Regions from separate parts of the Homo sapiens genome. Here region 2 is linked to region 1. Evidence: read pairs that join two places in POLR2A ChIA-PET (ENCODE). Cell type or tissue: PC-9. All regions are shown on one strand. Region 1 has its middle 9.9 kb from the start of MCFD2. Region 2 overlaps LINC01119 (long intergenic non-protein coding RNA 1119).

Region 1 (5,000 bases):
GTTATTTTAAGCTGCAAAACTGGTAGTAATTTGTTATGCAGAAAGAGAAAACTAATACAAGGCTGGGTGCAATGACTCACGCCTGTAATCCCGGCACTTTGGGAGGTTAAGGTGGGCAGATCACCTGAGCCGAGGAGTTAGAGACCAGCCTGGGCAACATGGCAAAAACCCGTCTCTACAAAAAATGCAAAAACTAGCTGGGCGTGGTGGTGTATGCCAGTGGTCAGCTACTTAGGAGGCAGAGGTGGGAGGATCACTTGAGCCCAGGAAGTTGAGGCTGCAGTGAGCCATGACCGTGCCACTATACTCCAGCCTGGGTGACAGAGTGAGACCCTGTCTCAAAAAAAAAAAAAAAAAAAAAAAAAAACACCAAAAAAACCCCAATATTAGTGTTTCTGCTGGTGGATAAATCACTCAGTTTTTTTCTAAAAATGTCTTCTCACGTTTACTCTTGAAGGATATTTTAGCTGGCTGTAGTATTTTAGGTGAGCAGTTTTCTTTTGCACTTTGAAGATATACTGTTTTCTGGCTTCCACTGTTCCTGTTGTGAGAAGTCAGCCGTCTGTTGCTCCTTTAATAATAATCTTTTTTTTGCCGGGCGCGGTAGCTCATGCCTGTAATCCCAGCACTTTGGGAGGCCGAGGAGAGCAGATCACGAGGTCAGGAGATTGAGACCATCCTGGCTAACACGGTGAAACCCTGTCTCCACTAAAAACACAAAAACAAAATTAGCCGGGCGTGGTGGCGGATGCCTGTAGTCCCAGCTACTCTGGAGGTTGAGGTGGGAGAATGGTGTGAACCCGGGAGGTGGAGCCTGCAGTGAGCCGAGATCACGCCACTGCACTCCAGCCTGGGCAACAGAACGAGACTCCATCTCAAAAAAAAAAAAAAAAAAATCTTTTTTTCTCCTCTATCTTTAATATTATTTTTCTTTGGTTTTCTACAGACTTATTTTAATGTGCTTAGCTTAGGTTTCTTTTCATTAACTTTGCTTGGGATTTGTCACTCTTTTTGATCCTGATCTTGTAATCTTTCATTGGTTCTGGAAAATTTTTAGATATTATCTCTTCAAATACTGTCTTTGCTCATTCTCTCCTCTCCTCCTGTGACTCCAACTACATACAAGTAAGACCTCACTGAATTCTCTGTGACTCTTATCCTTTTGTATTTTCTATCTTTTTGTCTCTCTTCATTCTAGATACAATAGTTTCCTCTGGCATATTTTCCAATTTACTGATTCTCTCTTTTCGTGTGTCTAAACTGTAGTTCAATCTATCCGTTATATTTTTCTGTTCACAAATTTCTATTTAGTTCTTTTTTCTAATGTTTTGTTACTTTTTGTAGCTTTTAGCTCCCATGTGAAAATTTTTAAATTTGGCTTTTATTTCTTTGAAGATAGTAAGCAGTGTTTAACAACCTCTGTCTGAGAATTCCAGTGTCTCAAGCTGTGGAGGTCCGTTGATTGCTCTTTCTTCTAGTTTGTGTTCACACTGTCTTGTTTCCTCATGTCTAGTTGTCTTTAATTGTGTAGGACATTGCATTTGAAAAATTATTGTAGAAATCATCTGATGCTTAGGATAATTTTATATTCTTCTGAAAGGACGTCCAGTTGCTTTTTCTAGGCACCTGGGGGGGCTCTACCAATCTGAAATCACCTTATTCAAAAAATCTGGGCTTGAGAGTTTCTCAACTCAGACCAATTGACATTCGGCTGTGGTCCATGAGAAGGCTCATCTATTCACTCCTCTATTTTATCATAGAGGGAAGTCTTCCTTGACTCTCCCTATCCTCACCATAGGCTTAAGTGCCCCCACTGTGTGCTCCCATGGCGACCTGGGCTCTAACAAGCATTTACCATTTACCATATTATTTTACATTCTCTCCCCATCTAGACTGTATCTTGAGGATAGGGAGCATCACTTACTCCGATCTCCACTGTTTAGCACAGTACCTGGGCAATGGCATATACTCAGTGTGTGGAACTAAACCAAAATTAACTAAATATGTCTCCCCGACCATCTAGCACTGCTCCACTCTGAGGAGATGGTAAGGCTTCAGTAAAGTCTTCACGACTCACAACTGCTCTGTGTGGGAGGAGATTCTTCTGTGGAGGGAATGCTAAGAAATGCTGATTTCTGCATCCTCACTGATGAGGGGGCAGGGTGGGAAGCAAAACAGACACAGAAATAAGAGACTAAGGGCACCTCAAGTGAGTAAGTCTCTGAGAATGAGCAGATATTACCGGACAAACCCAAACTTTCCAGGTTAAGTCTGATCCCATTATACCCAGACCTCCAAAAAATAAGATCTTAGCTGACACCTGGGTGGCACTGTTGTAGTGTATCTAAGAACTCAAGGCAGAATGGTTTTTAAGAAAGGAATCTTGTGGAACTGGTATGCTGAACACATAGGAAGTATGGGTTGTATCCACAAAAGCCACTTTATTTTTATCTTCCATTGACTTTTAATCCCTTTCAACGGGGGTTAACATGGTCTTTCCCTAGCCAGAATCAATTATTAATGTTGCTTAGGGAAAAATGAAAAATAAACATGGGTTTTTTTGGGGGAGGTGGCAGGGGAGAAGTCAGCTTAGGAACTGGTTTGTGAATTGCCTTTTCACATCAAATGAGTCAGTTGATACAGTCAGGTTAATTTATTCTGACCAGGCATGTGTCAACATATTATTTATTTATTTATTTATTGAGACACTTTGTTGCCCAGGCTGGAGTGCAGTGGTGTAATCTCAGCTCACTGCAACCTCCGCCTCCCAGGTTCAATAGATTCTCCTGCCTCAGCCTCCCAAGTAGCTGGGATTACAAGCGCCCACCACCATGCCCGGCTAATTTTTGTATTTTTAGTAGAGATGGGGTTTCACCATGTTGGCTAGGTTAGTCTCGAACTCCTGACCTCAAGTGATCCGCCCACCTTAGCCTCCCAAAGTGCTGGGATTATAGGCATGAGCCACTGCACCCAGCTCAACATATTGTTAAAAAAACAAGTGGGTGTGGTGGTGCATGCCGGTAGTCCCAGCTACTCAGGATGCTGAGGTGGGAAGATCGCTTAAACCCAGAAGTTCAAATCTAGCCTGGGGAACATAGCCAGACAACCCCCATCACTGAAATAAATAAATAAATAATTGAAAACCAAGTGCAGTGCAACAAACAGATCTGTATTACAGAAAAATACTGAAAGCTGAATGGCAGCAGCCCATATCCCTAAAGGCCAATTTGTTGAAGGATTAGTTACTTCAGTATCCAAGCTACCCCATTTGCCAAATGTATGATTTACCAAAAACTAAGAGTACTCTTGAAAATATCCAATGAAGGCTGTGGCAGGCTGGCTCACGCTCATAATCCTAGGACTCTGGAAGGCCAAGGCAGGCAGATTGCTTGAGCCCAGAGCTCGAGTCCAGCCTGGCCAACATGGTGAAACCTTGTCTCTACAAAAAATACAAAAATTAGCCAGGCGTGCTGGCAGTGTGCCTGTAGTCCCAGCTATTCCAGGGCCTGAGGCAGGAGGATGGCTTGAGCCCAGGAGGTTGAGGCTGCAGTGTGCTGAGATCGCACCACTGCGCTCCAGCCAGGGTGACAGAGCAAGACCCTATCTCCAGGGGAAAAAAAAAAAAGAAAATATCCAATGAATAGTAAGGTACTCTTATGAATATCACATGGTATATTTTTATTCCAGATTTTCTTCAAGTTTTCTTCTCATATTCTATTCAAAACACTCATACTCAATATATTTTATAATTTTTCTTTAGAATATTATTATACTCAAATACAAAATATAAATTCTTCACAAATATGATTATATTCCATAAATGTAAAACCCAAGCTTTCAGTTAATTGGAGAGCTAAGCTCACAATAAAGTAGGGAAAATTCTCAATATTCAAAAAATTAAGAAGGAGCTAACTTAGTGGAGAGAAGGGAAGAATGTTGATGAGCTGATACCAAGGCTTCCCTGGGGGGTTTACAGTTTTACTGGTTTACAGGGACTTTGAGATTTTTTTTTTTTGGTTCCTTTAGTTGGGTTTTTTTTTTTTTTAAAGAGACAGGATCTCATTCTGTCACCCAGACTGGAGTGCAGTGGCAGGATCATAGCTCACTGCAGCCTTGACTTCCTGGGCCCAGGCGATCCTCTCACCTCTGCCTCCTGGGTAGCTGGACTACAGGCCCACACCACCACGCCTGGCTATTTTTTAAAAAATTTTCTATAGGCCGGGCACAGTGGCTCACACCTGTAATCCCAGCACTTTGGGAGGCCGAGGCGGGTGGATCACCTGAGGTCAGGAGTTCGAGACCAGCCTGGCCAACATGGTGAAACTCCGTCTCTGCTAAAAATACAAAGAAAATTAGCTGGGCGTGGTGGCAGGCGCCTGTAATCCCAGCTACTCTGGAGGCTGAGGCAAGAGATTTGCTTGAACCTGGGAGGCAGAGGTTGCAGTGAGCTGAGATGGCGCCATTGCACTCCAGCCTGGTGGACAAGAGTGAGACTTTGTCTCCAAAAAAAAAAAAGTTTTTCTATAGAGACAGGGTCTTCCTATGTTGTGCAGGCTGGTCTCAAACTCCTGGACTTGAGCGATTCTCCTGTCTCGGCCTCCCAAGATGTTAGGATTACAGGCATGAACCATCACACCTGGTCAATTCTGAGTTTTAATGGAGACTGCAACAAGGGAAGAAATTTTGTGTTAAAAAGAGTAAAGAGACAGGTCTGATACTTTCACATATGGCTAGGACTCTCCAAGGCCTATACCTTCTGTGATATTGTGAAATATATATTTGGTCTTTGACCCTGTTTTCTAGCATACAACTCCTACAATCCTTAAAGACTCCACAGTGATGTCTTCTTGTAAGCTAATGGTTGACTGATGGCTGGCAGCCCCCAGGTAATTCAGAATGACAGCTCTTTACTGGAAAGACCAAGGTGTGATTAGAAGGTTGGGACTCTTAGCCCCACCTCCAACCTCCAGGGAGGAGAGAGGGGCTGAAGGTTAAGTTGA
Region 2 (5,000 bases), 81 kb after region 1:
TCCCACCCCTGCCCTCCCTCATCAACCTACCCGCTTTCTCACAGGACACAGAGCGGAGGGGCACTCCAAGTCAGCAGGAACTGCAACTATCACTGTCCCAGGAAGGCAAGCACGGGAGTAGCAGAGGGACTAGGATACCAAGGTGGGATGGGGATGCTTAAAGAAGAGTCTGGAAGGGAGAGGCCGAAGATTATCCAAGACAGCCTTCACCAGCTACCCTGGGGTGCAAGGGCAAACCTGATTCCCATTCCCCCTGAGCCCAGGGCTGGGGCTGCCCCTCTGCCTGAGTTCATCCACCCTCCAGGGGAACACTGCTCTGCATTGCTGGGGCAGCCCAGAGAATTCTTCACTCCGTGGGTTGTTGTGTCTTCTGTTCACACTGCAGTCTCAAAAGCCTGAGAATAAAGAACAGGCAAAGGGCTGTGAACGGTGGTTACTTGGCTAATTGCTATTGCCCAAGAGCAAGGGTAACCTTGTAAAGCACCGTCTGAGTAGAGGTGATGAGAAGTTTCTCCAACTTTCCAGAACCCTTGGGGTTTCTCTCTCTCCCTTTCTACTTCAAATGAGTCTCTCCTTGCCTCTTCCTTTGTCCATCTCTGTCATGTCCTCCCCTGCTGCTTTTCTCTTTCCCTCTTATGCCTGCTTCTCCCTATCTATCAAGAGAAGCAGAGTAGAATGATCTAGTAGAAAGAGAATGACTTGGGAGTCAGGCAACCTTGACCTCTTTAGCCTCAGGCTTCTAATCTATGAAACTGGGAAAATGACAGCCTAACCTCAGCACTGCCGGGAAGATTGAACAGGATGTTTCCCCACACATCATTTTACGTAGCTTCTTTATCTATGCCAGCGTGTCGGTCAGGGTTTGGTTATAATACTGGAAGCTGCTCTAGATATTCCAAATACACGGGGTTTTAATACAAGGGATTTAGAGGCATTCATAATGGACGGAAGGGCTGCATTAGGGAAGATCAGGGAAGTCACTGTCAGACCCCACAGAATCAGGAAGTGCCAGGATTGCAGAGAAGGCATGGAGATCATTTCAATTGCCTGCAGCACCAGAGCAGAAAGCAGACAGCGTGCAGGAGCTTGTTTGAAAGCCACCGTCTACCACGCATCTGCCCAGGCCAATTCAGAGAAGGGCTTTCTCTCGCCTTCAGCTTCTGATGCTTGTGCAAGTGCATCTTACTGCCAAAATCTAACTTAGAACCATGATGGAAAGGAATGCTGGGGAGTAAAGATCCCAGGATTTCCCTACCCCGGGAGACAGAGGAACAGGCAGAGGGGAAGTGGAGGCCTGCCGAGCCTGGCAGCATCCCCATCGGCAGGGTATAGTCTCCTGGTCCGCTCAACCCAAAGGCCCTTCCCACTTCCTCGGCTGCATTTGGCAGGAACAAAGGGTTCATATGCCATTGTGTCCTGGGAAGACGGGTAAGGGCATAGGAACAGAGAAGAAATAGAAGAGCTATTTTACAACTTGTGGAGACATGGAAAAAGGCAGTTAAAAAATAGTTGTCTTTCCAGAGGGCACACTATGAAGTCCTAGACATAGGGGATGTCAGGAGCAAGCAGCTGGCTGCGGAAGTACCCCGGGCAGGTCCTCTTCTGTGCCTGCTCTCTCTCTATCTGCAAAATGAAGGAGCTAAACTCTAAGGTCCCTTTCAGGGCTAAGCTCCTATGACTCCGATTAGTGAGACAGAAAGAAGACGTGCTTGGCATCCAGATGTGATGTTTCATGTCCCCTCTCCCTCTCCCCTGGCTTCTTCTCTCAGCCTCTACAAGTACTCAGGTCTTCGCATCCTTTCAAGACAAACAATCAAACAAAGCAACACCTCCTTATAAGACAGAGGGGATCTTATAACCCTCTCTTCAACTGCTGCTCCATCCCACTCCTTCTTTTTACTTCCAAACCTCTCGAAAGAGTTGTGCATGCGCACACTGAAGAGGAGACTGGTGTTCAAGCCCTCTTGGCTTGCAGGTCTCAGGCCTTGGAAGGGAAGAGCTGAAGAATTCATCCACTGGCAGGTGAATAAAGTCGGTGCTGATGCCACCTGTATGACTAATCAGCCTTCTGGAAGAAATTGCCTGACCGTGGGGTCCTGCTGCCCAGGAGGCTGGATTTTGGGCAACGCATTTGTTTTCTAGGGCTGGTGTCACAGATTACCACAAACTTGTTGGCTTAAAGCAACAGAAGTTAACAACCAAGAAAACAAACAACCTAATTCAAAAATGGGCAAAGGAACTTGAATAGACATTTCTCCAAGGAAGATATATAAATGGCCAATAAGCACATGAAAATAGGCTCAATATCATCAGTCATCAGGGAAATGAAAATCAGAGGCACAATGAGATACCACCTTCTACCTCCTAGGATGGCCATAAAAACAAAAACAATGCAAAGCAAAAAACTGAGAAATAACAGGTGTCAGCAAGAATGTGCAGAAACTGGATCCCTTGCACATTGCTGGTGGGAATGCAAAATGGTGCTGCTGCTTGGAAAACAGTTTGGCGGTTCTTCAAAATGTTAAACATACAATTACCATAAGGTCCAGCAATTCCACTCCTAGGTATATAAGCAAAAGAACTGAGAGTTGGGACTCAAACAGATATCTGTAAACCAATGTTTATAGCAGCATTATTCACAGTAGCCAAAAGGTAGAAACAATACAAGTGCTCATCACCAGATGAATGGATAACCCAAATGTGGTATATATATACAGTGGAATTCTATTGACCAATTAAAAAGAATGGAATTTTGATATATGCCACAACATGGATTGATCTTGAAAACATTATGCTTAGTGAAATAAACCAGACACAGAAGAACAAATATTGTATGATTCCACTTACATGAGGTAGCTAGAGTAGTCAAATTCATAGAGACACAGAACAGAATAAAGTTTACCAGGAGACAGGGAGAAGACAGAAGGGAGAGTATTGTTTAATGGCTAGAATTTATGTTGGGGATGATAAAAAAAAAATAATGGTGGCCAGGCGCGGTGGTTCACATCTGTAATCCCAGCAATTTGGGAGGAGGCTGAGGCGGGTAAATCACTTGAAGCCAGGAGTTCGAGACCATCTTGGCCAACATAGCAAAACCCTGTCTCTACTAAAAATACAAAAATTAGCCAGGCATGGTGGCACGTGCCTGTAATCCCAGCCACTCGGGAAGCTGAGACATGACAATCTTGAACCCGGGAGGCAGAGGTTGCAGTGAGCTGAGACTGTGCCACTGCACTCCAGCCTGAGTGACAGAGCAAGACTCTGTCTCAAAATAATAATAATAATGTAATAAAAATAAAAAGAATAAAGAAAAAGATAGTGGTGATGGGTACATAGCCTTGTTAATGTAATTAATGTTACTGAATTTTGCACTTACAAATGGCTAATATTATGTACGTATTTTTCACCACAAAAAATGTTAAAGCAAAACAAAACAAACATAAATGTTTCCTGTCACAGTTCTGGAAGCCAGAAGTCTGAAATGGCAGCGTTGGCTGGGCAGTGCTCCTCTGAAGGCTGTGGGGAAGAATCCTTCCTTGCCTCTTCCAGCCTCCCGTGGCTCCAGGCATTCTTCGGCTTGCTGCTGCATCATTCCAACCTCTGCCTCTGATGACATGGGCTTCTTCTGTGTCTGTCTTCTCCTCTGCATGACTCTCATAAGGACACTTGCTATTAGAATTAGGGTCCACCCTAATAATCCAGGATGATGCCGTTTCAAGATTCTTAATTATATCTGCAAAGACCTTTTTCCCCAAAAAGGCCACATTCACAGGTTTTGAGGATTTGTATGTTGACATATCTTCTGGGAGGGTCATTATTCAACCTACTGCAGTTCCCTTCCACACACACACCTCCCCAGGTGACTGGACGGGCTGTGAGCCTCTAAGCTCAGGGTGGCTCATCCATAGCCTGGCCAGCCTCCTGTGATGTGGTGTAGACTGAGCGTAGGAGCTGGGTTGATCAGGGTCATCCTTTCTGAAACAGGAGCTGGGAAACATGAAGAGCCTGAGCCAGTTTGCACCAGGGCCAGAAGGTGAAAGGTGCTTTCCGTGTGTGTCCAGTGGAAGCAGAAATTGCGAGGGAGCAGGTGCTGGATGTAAATAGAAGAAACCAATGAGCAGAGAGGAGAGTGAGGAGACACACAGCGAGGAAAGAGACGCCGCAAGGGAGATCTTGAAGACCACCAGAGAGACAGGCTGCTCCCAGGGATGGATTTGGTTGCTGGCAGCCCTTCAGGTACATGGGAGGGCCACGTGTACCTTCAAAAGTTCCCTGAGACACTTGCAAAGTCTTTTTGTTGGGGCCACTAGATTCTGACCAGAACAAGGGCAGACAGACATGCCTCATCCTATATAAAGGTGCCTCAGCCTGAGGTTACCGTGGAAGACACTTTATGAAGATAGCCTCAATAATTCCTCCTGCATAATGTGCCCCTTCGCAATGTGACTTTGCTGCTCTTCCCATCTAACAGTGAAGTTATTTGTCCTGCCCTTGAATACGAACTTGGCAAGGTGACTTATTTTGGCCGAGGGAACGTTAGCAAAGGTGATGCAAATAGAGGTTTGAAAGTACTTGTGCATGGGGTTCACCCTCTCCTTGGCTGTGGTTAGAATGTAGAGACCATGATGTGAATGAGCCTGAGCTAGCCTGTTGGAGAGACCACATGGAGAACTGAGGCCTTAAGCTAGTCAACTGCCAGACATGTGAGGACATCTTTGACCAGGCAGCCCTAGTCAAACCACCAGATAATTACAGCTGCATGAATGACCCCAGGCAAGACCAGCAGGAGACCCACCAACTGAGCCCAGCCAAATTGCAGACCTACAAAACTGCAAGCCAGTAAAATTGTTGCTTCAATCCACTAAATTTTGGGATGGTTTGCTGTAGGGTGGTAGATGTGTTCTATAGTTCTCACCTAGCCAAGACCCCAGCACCCCTAAGTACAAAGCCAGGCCCTAGAGGCAGCTAGCAGGGGTGAGTGGCAGAAGCTATAGTCTGCC

What was found. ChIA-PET counts read pairs that join two places held together with the same protein. Peaks named below come from ENCODE experiments on the same cell type or tissue, not always from the same donor. Only the 100,000 strongest peaks of a DNase experiment are listed, where the experiment ranks them.
Region 2: POLR2A ChIA-PET joins it to region 1 with 5 read pairs; 2 of 35 experiments call an interaction of 5 or more read pairs at or near these places.

The regions. Positions count from the first base shown.
Region 1 is chr2:46,923,252-46,928,251 of GRCh38, reverse strand. It overlaps a transcript of MCFD2 not described here and a transcript of TTC7A not described here. Among named protein-coding and RNA genes, the nearest start is that of MCFD2, 9.9 kb to the right of the region's middle. In PC-9, a CTCF peak has its summit at 2,401; DNase peaks (open chromatin) are centred at 2,331, 2,561 and 4,971; H3K27ac peaks cover 2,243 bases.
Region 2 is chr2:46,842,068-46,847,067 of GRCh38, reverse strand. The region is part of intron 1 of LINC01119 (long intergenic non-protein coding RNA 1119); the gene reads right to left. Among named protein-coding and RNA genes, the nearest start is that of LINC01119, 17 kb to the right of the region's middle. In PC-9, no CTCF peak of the experiment used is centred here; no DNase peak of the experiment used is centred here.